2 separate regions of the Homo sapiens genome follow, and region 2 is linked to region 1. A link is a loop called in an ENCODE intact Hi-C map of the cell type or tissue named here. Cell type or tissue: psoas muscle. All regions are shown on one strand. Region 1 overlaps VPS13C (vacuolar protein sorting 13 homolog C). Region 2 overlaps VPS13C (vacuolar protein sorting 13 homolog C).

Region 1 (5,000 bases):
CCTTTCATACTTTTACAAGTCTGTGGTTCTCCATCTTCAGCATCAAAATACTCATCATCAGACTCTAAAGGAAAAAGACATTTATTTGATCTGAGACAATGTACATTGAAAACTGCATGAAACACTCAAATCTAAATCTCTAAAAAGTGAAATTCATTTATTAGATATAATCTTCATATTCAGCATCAGAATAGCTGCCTTTTTTAAACTTCTACCAAGTGACTCAACCTGCCATGTAATAATCACATTTGAAATCAAATAGCACTATGTTCTTTTCTTCAATGGTTCTGTTTTTCCCTATAGTTCATTCACTCAATATTCAACAAAATATTTATTGGGCATTATCTACCACGTATCAGGCTGTGCCAGCCAGTAAGGATACCAGAATGACCACGATAGACATGGTCCTGTCCTGATGAAGCTTACATTCTAGTTCAAAATTAAAACAGATCAATTAGGTCAAAGTTAGAGAAAAGCTCATGTAGAGATTGGGGCCAAAAAAAGTAGTTTATTTAGAATCTTAAGTAAGCATTGTCAACTACAAAAAAAAACCCTTCATTTGTCCAACGAAGACAGAAACTTGGGCTTAAAGGGGATAAGAGACTCAGAGTCACACTAATGTAGCACAACTAGAACTAAAACCAGTAAATTACTACAGCACTTTCAGACTGCCCTTATTTTCTGAAAATGTTATCTCTGTATAACAATGTATAGGCTTAATTTAATAGAGAAAGAGTATTTTACTTTCCTTACCTGATTCCACAGTGTCTAGCAATAGTGAAGTACCAAGTAGACCTTTTGTACCACCTGAAATAATAGGAATTGAGGATACCTAGCAAAGAATACAAAAAGTTTTCTTAAAAAGGATGACTTAGCAGGATTAAATGTCATAAATGAGAGGAAGACTAAAAAGTAATAGAGGATAAAGAGATATGGAAAGACACATACACACAATATAACACAATATACAAATCTTCCAACAAGATATATTGTGTAATCAACTAATAATTGGCTAGAATTTACAAATTATTAAGTCTACCACCCACATCTACAAGGGCAAAACTAAGCCCAGCTCTAGTAAGTTAGTCTATTATTACTGTATATCATTTACATTCTGTCTATTACAATATTAAAGTACATCTTTTTTATAGGTCCTTGGCACAGGGTATCATCATGAGCTGGCTTTATCAAATTTCATTTCAAAGTAGAAATCCAACATTTCTACTGTGTAAAGCCTTGGCACATGGTATCACCATGAGCTGGCTTTATCAAATTTCATTTCAAAGTAGATATCCAAAATTTCTACTGTGTAAAGATCAATTTCAATTAAAGTGATCTAGAACTTATAAGCCTAACATATAAGAAAATTTTATATCAATTGTTTTATTTGCAAGATTCTAAAGAAGGTTTTTGTTAGTTTTTTTCCCCTCTAGCTTTATTTAAAACACATTATAAATTTGAAAGACATTTTACTTTCATTTCTGTACTTTTGGTCCTTTCACTTATAAACCTTGCCCTGAAACTGACTTTTCATCACTGCTCTAAAACAATAAAAATAGGGTTATACATTTTATTGTATCTATTTACCTGTCTCTCTGGAGACTGGGCTGATGATTTCTGTGGCAAAGGTATACTGTTCATCAAATATAGCACATCTTTCATCTTCTGGTCAGAAATTCTCACATGCATCAAAGGAAGTCCTCCTGACACTTTAAATCTAAAAATACAATTCAGTGGTTTTAAGTCAGCATCTCTACATTACAAACGAGGGAAAGAATTGCATTAATGTAATTAGATTAAAACATGCCTAAACTTTTGACATGTTTTAATCTAATTACACTAATGCCTCATTTAGACAACATTGTCAGGAAATGGGAAGTTCTATGTTAGCTAAGTTTTCAGATAATTTCAACATATCCCTCTTAAGTAGCCAAATCTCTTTAACTTAACTAATTTTTAGGAAAATCTTTCCAAACACAATTCTCTACCTTTCAAAACCAAAACACTACTTCCTGGTATCAAAGATTCTTATTATAAACATCAAAGAGTATTTAACCTCATCACTTTCTATCCCATTGCCTTGCTTTATTTCTTTCTATATATAGCACTTGGCAGCACCTGACATATCACATTTATATTTGTTTATGTCTCCTCTGATTAAAATGTCAGCTCCATGAGGACATCTGTTTTACTCACTACGAATCACCACTGTGCTTTTATCAGTTGCTTACTTTTTGGCAGGTGCTTCTATTCTGTTTCCCTACTCAATGTAATTGCCTCAGGTTTATTTGTCTCAATAGCCTTGTGGCAGCTAGTCATAAAGCTCTTTCTAGCTGTTGTTGTTTATCTTTGGCTTCCTGACTAAGCTGTGAACAGCTCAAGCTGACAGATGCCTAATTGCTGGATGCCACACTGGGGTACAGTAAAGCACTGTAGAGAGGGAAATATAAAGCACTAAATGCCTATATTGGAAAAAAACTAAGGTCTCAAATCAGTGACCTCAGCTTCTACCTTAAGAAACTAGGACTGAAAAGCAAACGAAATCCAAAGTAAGTAAAAGAAAGAAATAATAAATATCAGAGAGGAAATCAGGAAAAAAAAGAATCAAAAGAGAGAAGATAATGGAAACCAATAGCTGGTTCTCCCAGAAGATCAACAAAATTGATAAACCTCTGATCACAGTGATCAGGAGAAAAATAGAAAAGGCACAAATTACTAACATCAGGACTAAAAGAAATAACATCACTACAGATTCTTCGTGTATTAAATAGGTAAGAGGAAAGCATTATGAACAGTTTTATGCCAATACATTCAACAACTAAGATGGACAAATTCCTTAAAACACACAAACTCAAAACACTTGGAACATACAGATCATACAGAAGAATAGATAATCTAGCCCTATATCTATGAAAAAACATGAATTTGTAGTTAAATACCTCTCAAAATGAAAACTCCAGGACCAGACGACTTTACTGGTGAATTCTACCTAGCATTTTAGGAAGAAATAATACTAGTTCTACACAGTATCTTCCAGAAAACTCAATGCATGAGGCCAACATCATTATCCTGATACCAAAACAAGAAAAGCAAAGACCAATATCCCTCACTAACACAAATATAAAACTTTGTAACAAAATTTTGGCAAAACAAGTCCAAAAATATTTTTAAAAATAATACATATGGGTTGAGTATCAGAAATGGGGCAAGAAGTATTTAAGATTTGGGAATATTTGTATTACATAATGAGATATCCTGCAGATAGGACCCAAGTCTAAACATGAAACTGATTTATGTTTCATTCATACCTTGTACACACAGTTTGAAGGTAATTTTATACAAAATTTTTAATAATTTTGTGCAAGAAACGAAGCTTGTGTTAAGAACTTATGTGCAGAATTTTCCACATGTGTCATCATGTTGACTCTCAAAAAGTTTCAAATTTTGGAGCATTTCAAATTTTTGGTCTTTGGATTAGGGATGTTCATCATTACCAAGTGAGGTTAATCGGTAATGAAAAGTTGGTTTAACATCCACCTGATAAAGGGTATCAGTGAACGACTGATACATACAACATGAATGAATCTCAAATTAATTATGCTGAATAAAGGGTATCAATAAACTGATACATACAACATGAATGAATCTTAAATTAATTATGTTGAATTAAAGATGTTAAACAAAAAAGTTAAAAGTCTAACATTCTATTTATATAAAATTCTAGAAAATTCTAACAAATCTATAGTGTCAGAAAGCAGACCAATGTTGTCCAGGGACTGGGGGAAGAGAAATTTAAGTAGGGAAGGAAAGAAAGGAATACAAAGGGGGAACAAGGACACTTTTGGAGATGGTGTGTTCATTGTCTTAACCATGATGATGGTTTCACGGCTATATAGCTAAGGCAATATTTATCAAACTGTAAACTTTAAATGGATGCAGCTTATTGAACATCAATTATATTTCAATATAGCTGTTTTTTAAAAACAGTATAAACATTTCATAACTGTCTACTTAAATTCAAAATTAATTTTCTATTTTTATGTCCTTTGATTTTTCTCAGGATTATATGGGATTTCATTATCAAAAGAGCCTCTAATGTGTTCGAAGATTTTATTTTGTTGATATTAAGCATTGGATTCGATTCATTCAAAAACATGAACCATCAACTTTTACAGAATGTAAAAGTCCAAATATTTCTGAAATAAGTGTTGATGTATAATTCAAATATACATTTTCTTAAAAATGTATTTCTGCTGCAAATTGGAATAATCATTTTTGCTGTCTCCCACAGAAATCTATCTTTGCTTCCTTAAATTCTAGCAACTGATGCAGACATATTTCACCTGTTGATTTTCTAATATAAAAGAAGTTTATACATTACCTGGCCATTCTAATGTCTTTTTCTACCATGGCCTTAGCCAACTCAACATGAATATCCATGGGTTGCAATATATGCATAGTTGATGGATGCTGAAATCGACACTTTTTCCAGGTTTCCTCTTTAAAAAATAATTTAAGATATTATTTATTATTTTTACAAACAGCCATGGAACATGGATAAATATTATTTTTAATGAATATTATTTTAAATTGTCAGACATTCTATGGAAAATCACTATAAATTAATCCAGAATCAATGATTACCAATTTTCACTTCTTTCAGCGTATCAGTTAAATAACCTATGCTTTTTAAATACAGACTGACAGGATCAAAGACTGTGATATAAAATAATTCTATTTGGAGAATGTTCACATAACATCTTGCATTTCAAAGTAAACAGGAAAAACAAAGCCCAGGATCTATTACCTCAATTCCAGAATTAGTGACTAAGGTTGATAATTACAGTGAAAAGAGGAGGAAAAACAAGAAAAAAGAAAAAGAAGTATGGGGTTCCTAAGTACAATATTTACACCCAGCTTGGCATACAATTCCAAAGCAAAGCAGAGTTTTATCAAACAAAATTTCATGACCAAAAATGTATAATAATCACTTTTCTTCA
Region 2 (5,000 bases), 60 kb before region 1:
CCCCTTCCTGTGTCCATGTGTTCTCATTGTTCAATTCCTACCTATGAGTGAGAACATGCGGTGTTTGGTTTTTTGTCCTTGCGATAGTACACATGAAAAAATGCTCACCATCACCGGCCATCAGAGAAATGCAAATCAAAACCACAATGAGATACCATCTCACACCAGTTAGAATGGCGATCATTAAAAAGTCAGGAAACAACAGGTGCTGGAGAGGATGTGGAGAAATAGGAACACTTTTACACTGTTGGTGGGACTGTAAACTAGTTCAACCATTGTGGAAGTCAGTGTGGCGATTCCTCAGGGATCTAGAACTAGAAATACCATTTGACCCAGCCATCCCATTACTGGGTATATACCCAAAGGACTATAAATCATGCTGCTATAAAGACACATGCACACATATGTTTATTCCAACTTGTTTGTTGAACTGTAGCAAAGGTGAACGGAATCAAAGGTAAATAAGGAAGCAGAATCTTACCAGGTACTCCATATTGTTGGCAGGACACTTCACACACCCATAACTTCCCACTGTATCCAATGAGAAACTACTGGACCAGGCACTGGTTGAAATTTTTAATTGTACCTATACCAGAGAGCACATATCGTCATATAAGAAATCTAAAACACTATAATAATTTTATTTGAGAGAAAGTTGCTGGACTACTAGAAATTTCTTTAGTACCGTGGGACACAGAAATATATAATCAAAGCCATATTGCAAACAGGTAACAGAACCACAAAAAACTCTAGGGAACAACAAAACAAAAACTTCCTGAGAAAGTTTGAATGAGAAAGTTCTGACTTTCTCATTCACCTATGCAATGAGTATAGTAAATCTAGATACCAATGAGATTATGTATTGTTTTTAAAAAGAATTATAATGCAAAACGATGTTTTCCAGTGATAGACTTATGACATAGAGCTAACAAATTTTTAAAGTCTTAGCATAAAGAGAATTTATGTCTTCAACATTGTTCAGCAGACACTACATTAAAGACATTGTGACAGGCAGAATGGAAGACAGCAGGACACAGTTCCTGTCTTCGATGAGCTTCCAACTAGACAGAGAGATTAGGAAATACATACGAAAAATTATGATACAAGACTCAATGGGATAAGAACCATACAAGAGGCAAAAAATGCTATAGAGGTGAGAGGATAAATAGTTTACTTCTGGTTCTGGGATTTAGATAAAGTTTTATAGAAGAGATCAAATTGTGCCCTTGTATTAATCTCACCTTCACCCACCCAATTAGTTTGTAAAAAACTTGAGGACAACTAGAGGTCAGACACATATACAAGCAATTACAATACCATGTGTTAATCAACACTCAAAGAGAGTGGAGTTGCCAAAGCATCACCTGTTGGAAATGCAAATTCTCAAACCATACCCAGACCTACTGAATCAAACTCTACAGACAGGACCCAGCCATCAGTGTTTAAAACCCTTCAGGTGCCATGCGTGGTGGCTCACACCTGTAATCCCAGCATTTTGAGAGGCCGAGGCTGGCAGATCACCTAAGGTCAGGAGTTCGAGACCAGACTGGCCAACATGGTGAAATCCCATCTCTACTAAAAATACAAAAATTAGCACTGTGTGGCGGCAGGCACCTGTAATCCTAGCTACTTGGGAGGTTGAGGCAGGAGAATCGCTTGAACCCGGGAGGCGGAGGTTGCAGTGAGCCAAGACCACACCACTGCACTCCAGCCTGGGCAACAAGAACAAAACTATGTTTCTTTTTTTTGAGATGGGGTCTCACTCTATCGCCCAGGCTGGAGTGCAATGGTGCAGTGCAGAGCTGACTGCAACCTCTGCCTCCCGGGTTCAAGTGATTCTCCTGCCTCAGCCACCCGAGTAGCTGAGATTACAGGCATCTGCCACCACGCCCAGCTAATTTTTGTATTTTTAGTAGAGACGGGGTTTCACCAGGTTGGCCAGGCTGGTCTCAAACTCCTGACCTCAGGTGATCCACCAGCCTCAGCCTCGCAAAGTGCTGGCTGGGATTTACAGGCATAAGCCACCGAGCCTGGCCAAAACTCTGCCTTAAAAAAAAAAAAAAAAAAAAAAAAAAAAAAACCTTTAGGTGTTTCTAATAATGTACACTGAAATTTGAGAACCACTACTCCTGTACAAACACGGATGGGATGTCTAGGCCCATTTTAAATGGTTAGAAAATCTTCATATATATCAGGCTTGAGCAGAATGCCAAAGGATGAACAGCAGATATCAGGAACGATGAAGAAGACAGAAAAAAAACAGGGGAAGAGGCACTGTAGGCAAAGGGTGCAGCATATACAAAAGCCTAGAGGTGAGTCCTTGGGGAAATGTGTGGTGAGGGATACCAAAATGTGAGCCTGAAGAGGAAAGAAGAGACCAGAGCATAAAGGATGAGGCTTAGGCATTAGGTTTCTCTCCCAAAGGCCTGCCTGAGTGCTTCACACATAGGAAGGCTCAACTAATATATGCCAAATTCAATGGTTACATCTTTAGAAATGCCATTTCATCACTGGTAAAGTACATAAATTCAAGCTATTCTATCTACTATACTACTACTACTACTACTACTACTTCAAGAACAGAGGTAACTCTATAGGCATTGGAGAAAAGGGCAACTCATAGTCTCAGGAAACCTATTAGTTCCTAACATCCCACTTGATTACGCTTAAGTCTCCTTGAACCTAATTCACACCAATGGCATTTAGCAAATAGGTTAGCATGGTTTTAGGGAAGACAAATGACTCCCAAGTTTCTAGATTAGGAATTTATCTGCTTTAACTTATTATGTGAACAAAACCACACCTTATTTTTAGTAAAAATGTTCTTCTTCTTGAAAGAAAATAAAATAATATCCCTGAAATCAGCTGGATGTTTCACATGAATATCTTCTGAACGATACTGGAGAACCCGGGTAGTCTTGTTGATTAACCAATAGGGACTAAAGACAGACAGCACCATCCGGCTGCCAATTCTCCTGACGTGGACTGACAGGTCGACTGTCGTCACTTCTGTGGAGTCAGAAGAAAAACACACAGGAAAGAATTCTGGTAGTGTATCACGTATGCGGAAATGTCCATTCCAGTTTTTGCCCTGGTATTTCACCAGGACTAATTCCATTATTTCACCACTGATTCTCGAATGCAGAACATCAGCAGTACTGCCTTCTGCCAGCTCATGAGTTTCTGCTGTTCCCTAAAAACAAACAAAAATTCGCTGAGTAACTTTTTAAAAACTCTGAAATAACAAAATTCTTATTTTTCACAAATGCTAAATAAACTACCAGATGCATGTAAACTGCTAAGTCTTCTGTGAAGTACCATGCTTACATATTACAAATGTCCAGTACTCACCAAGGACTAAAAAGAAAACGCTACACCATAGCCACAGGCAGAAACTGACTTTGGCCATTAGGAGGCTAATAGCCATCAGTTTTGTGAAAAAATCAGGTCTATATCAAGAGTCAAAGACTAGATTCAGGAAGCCTGGCTGTTGTCCATTAGAGCTATGTCATTAAATGAGCCACTTAACTGCCTGGCCTTCAGTTTTATCCTCTAATTATAGACCATGACTAATGGTTCCCATATGAATGGAATAAGAAAATTATTCTTATTTACTAGTCAGAGTAAAAAGTTACTCTGACGAGTTATCTAAGTAAGGTGGCATTATTTGAAAAATGAATAATAACATATAAACCATGTTTCCTTACTAAAAATCTCCTTACATAAATACTATTTAATTCTTATAAAATACTCATATAAATACTATTTAATTCATTTAATTAATTTTTGTCTCCACAACTCAGGAATGGCTCATTGTCAGATAAAAAAACATGTAGGTTCCAAACACTTTCCAGATTTTCATATTTTAAAATATACTGCCATACAGAAATTTTAAAATATTTATCATATACCATTACTAGAAAATCTTTATTACTTCTTAAGACAGACAGTAATTATTTTTTTTATTTTCCAAGGTTTATTTTCAATAGAACCTTGAAGAAACAATCATAATATTGACTTTAAAATAAAAACTTTAAGATGAAATATTTTCTCATTTTTTCCTATCTTTTAGTTAATGGAATTTTACTTAATTAATAAACAGACGATCATGCTTCTTAATTTAAGGAAGATACAGTAAAGAGGCAGGGATCAAAAAGCCAAACTGCCTAGGTTCAAATCCCAGCTCCACCACTTCCTAGCTATGGGACCTTGAGCCAGTCACTTAACCCATTTTCAACTCAGTTTTCTTATGTGTAAAATGGGCCTGATAATAGTACCTACATCAGGAGGTTATTATAAAGAGTAAATAGGCTAATACATGTAAAGCACACAGAGCAGTTCCTGGCACATAGTAAATGTTATGCCAGTTTTTGCTATCATTAACATTATGAAGGCATTACACATTACACATACGCTATATAAAACACTGACCTCACTTAAAAATACCATAAAACAAAATCAGAATTTACTCTGTGCAACAACAAAAATCAAACAAAATGCAAGAGACATACCTCAAGTAAATATCTTAGGGAATATGGGAGAAGATTCCGCAAAGTGAGAGAAGGATAAAGATGAATAATGTAAGCTACATCCCAGTCTTCCCCATGTGTACATATGTAGCTCAATTCATCAGGCAGAGCAACTGTATTCACTATGAGAGGTAAGAAGCTGACTTCTACTGATGGACACTGCAACATGCATCTGACTTCCCTGCTCCTATGAAGTTCTTCCTTCCAGGAAATATAAGTGGTAGATTCTTTGTACTGATGCTCTAAGATTCCAGCTGGCTGGATAAACAATTGACATCTGCAGAAAGAGGAAACAGTGACAATAAAGTTTTGATCCACAACTTAAAAAAAAGCATCTCATTAAATCTTCCTGACAACTCTACAAGATAGGTGCTATTATTCCTGTTTTTACAGATATACAGATGAGGAAACCAGGGCTAAAAAAAAGGTTAGGAAATTCACCCAAAATCACATAGCTAACTTACGGAGGAC

The links. Hi-C counts contacts between places; a loop is a spot of excess contacts. Peaks named below come from ENCODE experiments on the same cell type or tissue, not always from the same donor. Only the 100,000 strongest peaks of a DNase experiment are listed, where the experiment ranks them.
Region 2: a loop joins it to region 1, with 1.9 times the contacts of the local background. A loop is called at or near these places in 11 of 110 quality-filtered maps.

Annotation. Positions count from the first base shown.
Region 1 is chr15:61,972,701-61,977,700 of GRCh38, forward strand. VPS13C (vacuolar protein sorting 13 homolog C) reads right to left here. Exons shown (of 85, transcript NM_020821.3): 24 at 4,382-4,499; 25 at 1,588-1,717; 26 at 754-832; 27 at 1-64. Among named protein-coding and RNA genes, the nearest start is that of VPS13C, 85 kb to the right of the region's middle. In psoas muscle, no CTCF peak of the experiment used is centred here; no DNase peak of the experiment used is centred here; H3K27ac peaks cover 3,410 bases.
Region 2 is chr15:61,912,830-61,917,829 of GRCh38, forward strand. It overlaps VPS13C (vacuolar protein sorting 13 homolog C), which reads right to left. Exons shown (of 85, transcript NM_020821.3): 60 at 4,512-4,806; 61 at 2,804-3,193; 62 at 482-586. Among named protein-coding and RNA genes, the nearest start is that of VPS13C, 150 kb to the right of the region's middle. In psoas muscle, no CTCF peak of the experiment used is centred here; no DNase peak of the experiment used is centred here; H3K27ac peaks cover 589 bases.